Linked DNA regions of Homo sapiens: all the other regions are linked to region 3. Evidence: chromatin contacts called from ENCODE Hi-C or POLR2A ChIA-PET data. All regions are on one chromosome and are shown on one strand. The core of a region is the stretch at or near the end of the contact, and the rest is flanking DNA. Distances in the headings are between cores, read along the strand shown.

The links. A loop is a pair of places that touch in the nucleus more often than their neighbours do. ChIA-PET counts read pairs that join two places held with the same protein, here RNA polymerase II (POLR2A). Pooled maps may share reads with other maps.
Region 1: a loop to region 3 is called in a map of heart left ventricle, with 6 times the contacts of the local background. The contact joins the promoter of LINC03040 here to the enhancer-like site in region 3. A Hi-C loop is called at or near these places in 16 of 168 maps with a recorded cell type or tissue (Calu3, GM12878, K562 and 8 more), 1 of 37 single-sample maps with no recorded cell type and 16 of 50 pooled maps. POLR2A ChIA-PET finds 5 or more read pairs at or near these places in 14 of 52 experiments (AG04449, AG04450, BJ and 10 more).
Region 2: a loop to region 3 is called in a map of Caco-2, with 10 times the contacts of the local background. The contact joins two enhancer-like sites. A Hi-C loop is called at or near these places in 9 of 168 maps with a recorded cell type or tissue (Caco-2, G401, HepG2 and 6 more) and 1 of 50 pooled maps. POLR2A ChIA-PET finds 5 or more read pairs at or near these places in 9 of 52 experiments (BJ, CD4-positive, alpha-beta T cell, H1 and 5 more).

The regions. Positions count from the first base shown.
Region 1 is chr6:43,998,693-44,002,376 of GRCh38, reverse strand. It overlaps LINC03040 (long intergenic non-protein coding RNA 3040), which reads right to left and starts at 1,792. Exons shown (of 3, transcript NR_160956.1): 1 at 1,677-1,792; 2 at 250-324. SCIRT (stem cell inhibitory RNA transcript) reads left to right here. Exons shown (of 5, transcript NR_125864.1): 2 at 1,261-1,334; 3 at 1,662-1,786; 4 at 2,869-3,159. It overlaps LOC124901321 (a long non-coding RNA gene), which reads right to left. Exons shown (of 2, transcript XR_007059591.1): 2 at 2,823-3,426. RefSeq lists an enhancer at 1,536-1,685.
Region 2 is chr6:43,907,839-43,911,369 of GRCh38, reverse strand. All of the region lies in intron 1 of LINC01512 (long intergenic non-protein coding RNA 1512), which reads right to left. Among named protein-coding and RNA genes, the nearest start is that of LINC01512, 19 kb to the right of the region's middle. RefSeq lists an enhancer at 1-413. Within about 2 kb of position 1,434, at least 3 of the 41 ENCODE cell types and tissues checked have a DNase peak (open chromatin) inside an H3K27ac peak, as active enhancers do.
Region 3 is chr6:43,952,494-43,956,024 of GRCh38, reverse strand. No RefSeq gene overlaps it. Among named protein-coding and RNA genes, the nearest start is that of LINC03040, 46 kb to the left of the region's middle. Within about 2 kb of position 2,109, at least 7 of the 41 ENCODE cell types and tissues checked have a DNase peak (open chromatin) inside an H3K27ac peak, as active enhancers do; they include gastrocnemius medialis, heart left ventricle and heart right ventricle, where a contact is called at or near this core.

The DNA of each region.
Region 1 (3,684 bases), core at 543-3,042, 47 kb before region 3:
TGGCATAGCGGCGGGGCCTCCTGCGGCGCGGGGCTCCGCGGCTTCAAAGGGGCTTAAAGAGGCCCTTGGTGGCACTGCCACGGCCCCGCGGGGGAGGGCGTGGGCGCGGGCGGCGGGGGAGAAGGCGGCCATTGTGCACCGAGGGATTAGGGCTCTGGCCTGGAAGGAATTTTAAACTGCCGCGAGCCGGAGCCCCAGGACTCTCCTCCTGCCCCACCCCTGCCCTCCGGAGCACGCTGAGGTGTTTACCTGCTTTCCTATGTCTGGGGTGGAGGGGGTGTCCTCTCTCCTCCCTCAAACTGGAGGCACCTAGGGTTACCAGATCTGGCAAATAAAAACACAAGACTTCCAGTTAAACTGGATACTTTAAATAGTGTAAGTCTGTCCCAAATATTGTATGGGACAGACTTATGCTAAAATATTATTCGTTGTTTATCTGATATTCAATTTAATTGGACGTCTTGTATTTTTTTTCCTGGCAGCCCTTGAGGCATTGAAATCTCTAATCCATGTCTGGAAACAGATTGATGGTTCCCGAAAGTCCAGTGGGTATGCCTCATTTGAGAGATCCCTAAGGGCAGGGTCGTGTCTCTCCCCTTACACTGGGAGTTTCCTGAAGCCCAGATACTGAGTTTCACCCTAAAGAAGGCAGCTCTGAGAGCACTATATGTGTCCCCCGTCAGACTGGGAGCTTCCTGAGGACAGGGGCTAAATTTCACCCATGAGAGTAACGCTTCAAGGTCAGTGTCTGTGACCTGTGACACTGGGGTTTCCTGAGGCATGGTCTGTCCGCTTCCTAGAGGGCAAGTCTCTCTCCTCCCTCACGTCTCACTCTCCCACCCCCACCCCACCCCAGGCTGCTGGAGGCTCCTCCTCCATTAGTGTTGCTTCCTGCCCATAGGGGGTGCTAGGGGCCCAGCGGACTGGCCTACGGATGGATGGGACCTGTTTATTGGGACTCGGGGCTTCAGTCCTTCGGGGTTGATGCACTTGAGAATAATGAGGGTGGGGTCCCCAACCTGTGAGGCTTGCTGAGGCAGTTGAGGGCCAGGTCTACTGGGGCCAGAGGCGGTGGCCAGCATGTGGGAGAAGCTCTGGGTGCTGGGTACCCACTGTTTCTTCCAGGAAGGGACAGTGTGGCCCTTGGTACAGAACATCCTGCCCACCTCCTCTCATAACCATTGAAGCCAAGCCCCAGTCCTCCACCAGCCTCTCCAGACCCCACTGCCTAACCTTTGCTTGTGCTGTTCTTTCTGCCAGAAACACTCTGTCTTCCTGCTTTGAGGACAGCTGAAGTCTTGCCACTTCTTCTGGATGCTCTGACCATCAGTAAGGTGGGCTGCTTGTGCCTGGGGGTCTTCTGGTGAAAAGAGCCCTCCATCTACTCCCTCCTTCCTCAACAACTTTGGCCACAGGGGCCAAAGAGGGGGCCAAGGTGGGGGAGGGGAGAGACAGGAACATTGGGGGAGCATAGGCAGAAGGGGAGTAAGAATAGGAACCTCCTTCCCCCCAACCCATCCCCCTGAAGCCCCTTCACAAGTCCCTTCATCCCCTCAGGGCCTCTGAACTCTTTCTCCTTGAAGCTGAGGGAAGCCCTGGAGAAGCGCTTTCCCACGGTCACAGCCTCAACAAACCCCTGCCCCCTTCTCCTTTGACTGCAGCCACCTCAGTCTCACCCTCCGCAGAATGCAGGCCCACTCCGTTGCTGAAGGGCCTCCTCCTTGGGCCAGGGCGCCTGCTTCTGCCAGTGGCATCATCACCCCACTCCTCAGCCGCCAGTCATCAGGTTGGCAATTAGCTACTTCCTCTCAGCTGCATGAGGCCACCAAACGTCACAGCCCCTCCCCTGGCCTGCCGCGGCGGGAGTGCTGGGGGCTGCCCCTACCCTTTGTAGTCAGTGCCAAGTCCTGGCTCAGTCCCCCTTCCCTACAACCTACTGAGTGCTAGGGTAATGAGCCTCCCATCTAGGGAGCTGAAAGCCTCGCTGCCTTCTCCCCGCTTCAAACCTCCTCCCCCATGTCACCCTATCCCATTGGGTGAGGACACTCCCGCTGCCTGGGTGGGGTGATGCCTGCTCAAGGGCACTAGCAGCCTGGGTGGGGCTTAAGACTCAGGTGTCTCTGTCCCCAGTCACAGGCGGTTTTCACCAGCCCCTTACCTGGGGCCCAGGAGTCTGAACTGAAGATGGTGGCAGTTATTTGGGAAGGGGAGAGAAATGGGGACTCATTCTACAGACCCCCAAACATGCAGGGGGCAGGCCCTTCATGAACACCCACATGGGCTCATTTGCCTGTGTCTAGGCACACACACGGTTACAATCTAGGCAATGTATGCTCCACTGCACTGTACCCACATGTGCCCCAGGTGGGCAAGTAAGCCCACTTGCCCAGATACCTCTCATGCCCACACATCCCTCCTCCAGGTGTGTGCATGCAAACTCACTGACATACAGTACTCAAAAAGGCAGTGAGCTTGCTGCCACACCAAAAACAAAACCGGGACCCTACAGAGGAATCTAGAAGCATGGGAGGGAAGGAGAGACCACCCCAACACTCGCTACCCCACAGACCAGGGAATCTTCCTGGGGAAGGATGGGAGGAAGTCTGCACTTCAGGGATATGTGTGGGGTACGCAGGTGGGCCGTGGTGGAAGCAGTTGTGTTGGAGTCTGGGTTGGGGGTGGAGGATGTGGATTTCCAGAGAGAATTGAAAAATTCCAACACATATAAACAAAGGCATGTGATCTTAGGCAGATCACTTAACTTCTTGGGGGCCCCAGTGACTGCATCTGTAAAATGGGAATAATGAGAACACCATTTAAACTTGGTTGTCAAATTTATTTTATTTTTATTTATTTATTTATTTTTAGAGACACGGTCTGACTTTGTTACCCCGGCTGGAGTGCAGTGGTGCAATCATGGCTCACTGCAGCCTTAACCTCCTGGGCTCAAGTGATCCTCTCGCCAAGGCTAGGATAAGTAGCTAGGACTACAGATGCGCCCCATCACGCCCAGCTAATTTTACAACTTCTGTAGAGATGGAGTGTTGCTGGGTTGCCCAGGCTGGTCTTGAATTCCTGGGCTCAAGCGATCCTCCTGTGTCCGGAATTGGTGGGTTCTTGGTCTCACTGACTTCAAGAATGAAGCCGCGGACCCTCGCGGTGAGTGTTACAGTTCTTAAAGACAGCGTGTCCAGAGTTTGTTCCTTCTGATGTTCAGATGTGTTCAGAGTTTCTTCCTTCTGGTGGGTTCGTGGTCTCGCTGGCTTAGGGGTGAAGCTGCAGACCTTCGCGGTGAGTGTTACAGTTCTTAGGGCGGCGCGTCTGGAGTTGTCTGTTCCTCCCGGTGGGCTCGTAGTCTCGCTGGCTTCAGGAGTGAAGCTGCAGACCTTCGCGGTGAGTGTTACAGCTCATAAAGGCAGCGTGGACCTACAGAGTGAGCAGTAGCAAGATTTATTGCAAAGAGCAAAAGAACAAAGCTTCCACAGCGTGGAAAGGGATCCCAGCGGGTTGCCACTGCGGGCTGGGGCAGCCTGCTTTTATTCTCTTATCTGGCCCCACCCACATCCTGCTGATTGGTAGAGCCCAGTGGTCTGTTTTGACAGGGTGCTGATTGGTGCGTTTACAATCCGAGCTAGACACAAAGGTTCACCATGTCCCCACTAGATTAGCTAGATACAGAGTGTT
Region 2 (3,531 bases), core at 185-2,684, 44 kb after region 3:
TCAAACGTGAAGAGGGTCTGCATTACCTCTGAATTCTGGGGCTGGCTCCCTGTACCCCCCACCACTTGTCAGACCCCATTCCCTAGAGTGCTGCCGATGTAGCTCCTACTGTGTGCACAGCCCCGGGCTGAGATTCCCAGATGCTCAGAGGTGTGGAGCAGCAGGCTGCGGAGGCTTTGAAATCCCTTCTCTCCTTAAACTGGTGTTTACAAACATTAACTTTTTTGGTCAAGCCATTTTCTCATCTCTTAAAGGGCATAATCTGGCAGCTTTTGGGGCCTCCCTGGGAGTGTAGCCAGTGGTTAACCCTAGGTGGGACTCCAGAGAAAGGGAGGGGTTTGGGGGTCTCTCAAGCCTCCATGGGCTGGGGACTACTTACTTGAATTTTTAGGCAACCTCCCTTGGCTCACCCTGCTGATGTAATGAGGACAGGCTGACCTGGTCCTGTACCGGCCCTGTTCAAGGAAGGCACTTTATGATGCAACTCCAAGGAAACAGTAAAGAAACACACTCACTCCAAGTCACCAGACACATACAGAACCTGGAGAGGCCAATGGCCTTCTTCCATCACTCCCCATATAAACCAGGCCAGGCAGGCATACGTGATTGTGTGCACACACATGCAGATGTGGGCATGTTTCTTCGTGCACATAATGTGGATGTGTTTGTGCAAGTTTTTGCATCTGTGGATGTGCACATATGCTTGCATATGTTTGCACTGTAGGTTTTTGTATATTTGTGCATTCATTTGTATGTTTTGTGCAAATGTGTTTGCATGCTTTCATATGTGAAAAATATGTGCATGTGCTTTGTGCAGCAGTGTTTGTGTATGTTATGCAAATAGGATGTGTATATTTATGTGTATATAGGTATATATTTACATATTTGTGTGTGTTTTCATCTGTACAATATGTGTATGTCTCTGTGTGAATATATAGTATACACATGTTTGTGTTTGTAATAAGGTGTTTGTATAATATGCTTCTGTGTTAATATATGTTTGTGGGTTTAATACATCTGTGTATAACTGGTATGTGTGTATATTATGTGAGTATGTATGTGTACCTGCGTTATGTGTATATGAAATGCAATTGTGTCTATATGTATGTGTATATAATGTGTCCATGTGAAAATGCATGCACATAATTAGCATATGTAAATAATGTGTATATATGTTTGTATATTTGTGTATGTAATGTGCATGGTGTGTATATGCCTGTGCCTGTAGGAAGAAGTTCAATGCATTAGGAACATCCCTGGACTTGCAGGTGAAGGAGGGAGTTCAAACCCCAGTTCCCCAGTCATGAGGCCTTACGGCACTGATTTGGCTTTCCTGAGCCTCTGCAGGCCCAGCTGTACCTGAACCAGTACTGTTCCCTGTCCTGCCTCCTACCCACAAGGCCCCGGGGTGGAGAGCATGAGGACAAGTAGACAGTCCAGGGCAGGAACGTCCTGGCAAGCACAAGAGGGCCTGCTGGATCCAGTCCTGCTTCCAGGGCTGCAGAGGAGAAGGACACAGGGCTAGCTTACAGCCTAGGCGCAGAGAAAAGACTGAACCCGGAAAATAGTGAGAGGGTGAGAAAGGGCCCAGAGGAGACTGATATGAAGATGTGCTCCCAGAGGCCACGTGAGGCCAGGCAGGCACAATCCCTACAGTGGGAAGAGCCTGGGTTCAAATCTCAGCTCTGCCAAATACTTGCTCTGGGATTGCGAGCAAGTCACTTAACCTCTCTGTGCCTCAGTTTATTCATCTATAAAGTGAGATCATAATAGTGTACACCTCAGAGGGTATTATAAGGACTAAAATGTGTTACTACAATGAAAGGACTTAGAATAGTGCCTGGCACCCAGGAAGTGCTCAAAAGGCATTAGTGGTTATTATCAGAAACTGAGAAGCCATTGAATTCGCTCTAAGTGCATGACAATTAAATGAATAATAAAAAAGACCATCAGCAACTTCAGGGAGGAAAACAAGTTGTTCAAAGGAAAAACACAACAATCATAGATTACTAAATGGCTCAACCCTGGATGTCAATGCTTTTACGAGGTCGTGTTCCATCCCCATCTAACCAGTATGACATAGGTGTTATGGGTGGGGGCTGGGATGCATAACAGTTGTGGGCAGGGGCAGCATGGGATAGAGCCATTCCAGAAGAATCTGTCAGTGAAAGAGAATGTGGTCCCTCTGCTCAGTGAGGATGCTTTGTTTGTAAGGAACTTCATAGATCTATGTGACTCTTTATGTGCATGAACAACTATGATAAAGGCTGAAAAAAAACAAAACTAAATCCAGTTATCTCTTTTGAGATGGAGTTTCACTCTGTCACCCAGGCTGGAGTGCAGTGCTCGATGTCGGCTCACTGCAACCTCTGCCTCCCAGGTTCAAGGGATTTTCTTGCCTCAGCCTCCTGAGTAGCTGGGATTACAGGAGCGCACAACCATGCCTGGCTAATTTTTGTATTTTTAGTAGAAACGAGGTTTCACCATGTTGGCCAGGCTCGTCTCAAACTCCTGACCTCAGGTGATCCGCTCGCCTCGGCCTTCCAAAGTGCTGGGATTACAGGTTTGAGCCACCGCGCCCGGCCCTAAATCCATTTAAATACATCAAGTAGAAAACTGTGCCTTGTGGTCAAAGTGTAGCTGAGCTTTAAGTATTGAACAGGGCGATGTTGGGTATCTGTCTCAGCAGAAGGTGAGACACACCAGCGTAGGGCCTCCCGGAATGAGGGTGCCTGGGGAGTGGTACTTCTCCCACCCCGCCCCAACCCAGGAAAGACTGTAAGCTAGAGCAAGGGAGTGTCCCTGTCACTCAGCTCTGGTTTTTCAAAGAAGATGGACTAGGGATGCTAGTACTTTAACTGCCCTGACCACCTCTCCTCTCACTCTGCACTGGCTACACTGTCATCAATTTAAATGAATGAGTAAGACATAATAATATTAACAAAAACATATATGCAGTTTGAGATGTACTGTTAGAGCCTTTTAAATGTTTTAGCTCATTTAATCCTCATACCAATCTTTACAATAGTCTGTTCTGATTTCCATATTAAAGATGGGGAAATGAGGCTCAGAGAGGTTAAGTAACACTCCCAAGGCCACACAGCAGAGCCAGGGCTGGGACTCAGGCAGTCTGACCCTAGACCACTGACAATTAACCACTAATTATTAAAGAAGGTCCAAAGAAGCAGCTCAGAGAGGGGGTATAAGGAAGGAAAGGGTAGATGGGCAGCACCTCGGAAGCAGCTAGTAGCCAGGCCACACTAGATGACCTTGATGGACATGGCCGGGGAGAGGCTGGGTTCCCATGGGAGGCAGGGATTATCAGGTCAGGCATCCCTGCCAGGGCCCTAGCAACGGAGTCCTGTTTGGACAGCCTGTGCAGAGCCAGATGGTTGGCAGAGCAAGGCAGGGCCACAGCCTAGAGACCTTCAGAATCTGGGCTGCTGACTTCAGCCCCCAAATCAGTCCAGAAACCCAGGCCTAGTCCCCACTGCCCAGTCAGGCCCTCGGCCATCCCCTCTGTGTACCTGC
Region 3 (3,531 bases), core at 860-3,359:
TTTTGATAATACACTGTAGCAATTCTGAATGCTGATTCACAACCAGCACCACCACCACCACCTGGGTTGTTGTTGCTGAGGTTTTTGTTGGTTGATTGGTTGTCTAGGGATTTGCCTAGGCTGATTCTATGGAATCTGTCTTCCTCACAGTGTGAGGCCGCTGATATCTCTGCTCAGTTTTGTTTTATTTTTAATTTTTGTTTTAATTTTTCAGCCTGGCTTCCTAGGAATTGCCCCTGGGTCAGCATAACTTAGTGTTCAGCCAGTGATTGGTCAGAGGTAGATTATGCTTAAATACCTTGATCTCATAAGGTTTCTACCCTCTGCCAATGGATCTGTATGTGGGTTGGGGAACATATTCAAACTTCAGGGGGTTCACAGGTCTCCCCTGAATTTAACTCTCTGTATGCTCAGCCAGGGATGAGTAGATAGCCAAGCTCTTTCAGTCTCCCCCAGTGTGCATACAACCTTCCACATCGTCAGGGGTAGGTGGGAGCTCATCAAGGCTCACTATGGCTTTCGTGCTCCTGGATGTCCCTGTTAGATGTCTTGCTGTTTTGATGATTTTTCTTGCCACAACTAGTATTACACTTCAGCCTACCTGCAATGTTGGCCTTAACATACATAATTTTTAAATAAAGAAATATACCTATACTGAGATGCACAATGATATATTCACTGACAAAAGTGCACAAGGGAACAAATTTGGCAACTGTGGTCTAGTTTTTGGTGTCTCTGACTGGTCTTCCCCAGGCTGGAAGCTATAATAGAATGCTGAGCTCTGGACCTGGCACTCCTTGGGTGGGGTCTAGGGGGGCACTTAGACAGGCTTTTGCAGAAGCCATCTCGGGGACAAATGGTGGTCATCCAAGGTAGTTGAACTTGCTTCCCTGGGACAGCCAGCACTGCTCATCTGGGCAGGGACTCTGCCCCTAGGGATGCAGGCCTGGCAGTTCCATCAGCAGGCTCGGGGTGGGAAGCCAGTTGCCCTCTACACTGGCTTCAAGTCACTAGAAGCCTGCCAGACACTCAGAAGGAAGGTCTCGCAGAGCCAAGAGAATGATCAGTTTCCTCAGGGCAGGGCTGCCGGGGAGGGTCACCCAGTAAGAAGCTGGCTCCTGATCCAGAAGCCCAGGCTGCAGAGGGCTGGGGCCTGTGTTCTCCTCCACCCCCTGAGCACTCACTTAGAAGACAAGGAGTCAGAGAGCAGCCCCATCCCCTTGGGCACTGCCCCTCTCCTTGGAGCGGGCACATAGAGAGGCCTGTGCCCGTGAGCTGAAGGTCAGTGTGCTCGGCAGGCACTGTGGGGTGGGGGAGGGTGGAGGGCAGAGGGGAGAGCTGGGCTGACAGTCACGTACGCTGATGTCACTGGTCACTCCGCCTCCCTGAGGTATCGCTTTCCTCATGGCCAAGCCTGCAGCTGAGTTCAGGGGGGCAGTCACGTCCCATCCCTGGCACAGCTCTTTAGGCCACTCACTGCACTGCCTCCAGGGCTGCTGAGGTCAGGGTGGCACTTACCAGCACTACCCAGTGTCAGCTCTGCTCTGACAGCAGGGTGGAGGAGCCTAGGGAGTGGGGAGAGTGGCGGGGACAGGTGTCTGGGGGCTGGGAGTGGCCAGGCTGCTGAGAAAGTGCCCCAGGATGCCTTGGGGGCTGGCCCAGCCTGGGGGGCTAAGCTGGGCTTCTATCACAGGTGAGCAGAGGGACAAACCAGGAGCTCCCAGTCTGAAGGAGAAAGACAGAACCCTTGCCCTCAGGGAGTTTCCAGTCTGATGGGAGAGTCAGCCCCTGCTTATAGGGAGCTCCCTGCCCCATGAGGAGACCCAGCCCCTGTCTGCAGATGCAGCCGTTGTGTCTGGGCTGAGTGTGGTAGTGGCGGTGGTCAAAGCTCCTTCCTATTCTCTTCCCCATGTAAGGTTCCCAGGTCACCCAGATTAGGTCCTCTGGAAGATCCTGTCCCTTGACACGTTGAGGACCTGGCAGGTGCCCTGCATGTGACTGCCCCGCATGCAATGTGGGGGGGCTGCCAGAGCCCAAGTGCAGACAGACGGAGGCGTCCCTGTGTCTGAGCTCGTCCTTGGGGCTGGGTCCAGCAGAGGGAGCTGCCAGCCAGCAGGAGCTGAGTCAAGCTGTCCCTGACCCCTGAGATGGCCTTGAGAAACTCCCACCGCTCACCCAGGGTAGGGGATTCACCCCATGATGGGAGCTAAAGGGCCTAGATTTTTCCCATGGTTGGAACTGAAGTGCCTAACAGCATATATGGGAGCCCAGGCTGCTTCAGCCCACCCCATCAACCCGTGCTGTCCCCATGGAGACCGCTCTGCAGAATCACAAGTTCTTAATTCTTCCAACTGAGCCTATGGAGTCCTTCTCACCATCCCCGGGGTAGACAGTAATGCAAGGAATCAGACCTAGGTGTGAGTTCTCCTCCCTCCCTTACTAGCTCTGTGACTCTAGGCAAGTTAAGTAACCTCTCTGGGTCTTGGTTTCTTCCTCTGCTGCTTCATGGGCTGCTGTAAAGGGGAAGTGCATGAAATTTGCCAGGCACATAGTAGGTGCCCAGTTAAGGTAACTTCCCTTTCCTAACAGACACATCAAGCTGCATCCAGAATGAGGTGGCACTAAGGGAACAAGGGGCATGACCCTTGGCTCTTCCCTCGGCACCCTGCCTTGCAGCCCTTCCACTCATGTGCCCATGGCTGTAGGTCAGGTCACCCCCCAGCAAGACTTACTGGCCACTTGCCACCCCCATGGAGACCATGCTGCAGTCTCCTTGGGGTTTGTAGATTCTGAATATTGCCTCCCTTTCCTATTCAGCATATTTACTGAAAACTTTCTATGTGCCAGACCCTGTTCTAGGCACTAGAACGGCAGTGAGCAAAATTGACAAAAGTCCCTGACTTCATGGAGCTGGCATTCAAGTGCAGGGTGACAAACATTAAACACAATTTTAGAGGGTGGTAGGTGCACTGGAGAAAGATAAAGGGAAAGGGGACAGGAGTGAAGGGTGTAGGGTGTGATGCAATTTTAAATGGGGAGGTCAAGGAAGGCCACCCTGAGAGGATAACATTTGAGTAAAGACTTGAAACTGGGAGCCATGTGCATGACTGGAGGAGAACATGCCCTGTAGGGGGAGCAGCACATGCAAAGGCCCCGGGGTGGAAACAGAGCTGTTTATTGGAGGAATAGCAAGGAGACCAGTGTGGAATGAATGAGGGAGAGTAGTGGGAGGTGAGATCAGAGAAGTAGGAGGGACTAGATTTTGTAGGGGCTGGTGGTAGGCCATTGTCAGAACTTTGGCAATGTCCACAAATGTGGACACAGAGAAGGAACAGGAAACTTCCATTTTCCTGATGGATAATGGGACAGTATGGAAATGCCACCTGTTTAATAAAGATGAGCCCAGAACTCCCAAAATTGGCACTGGAAGTACCTTCCTGACTAAGAGCGGCAGCTTGGTGCCTGGATCTGCCCCATGGGGGTCTCTCGCCAGATTCTGATGCCATCTCACAGTGGTCTTGTGGGGAGAGG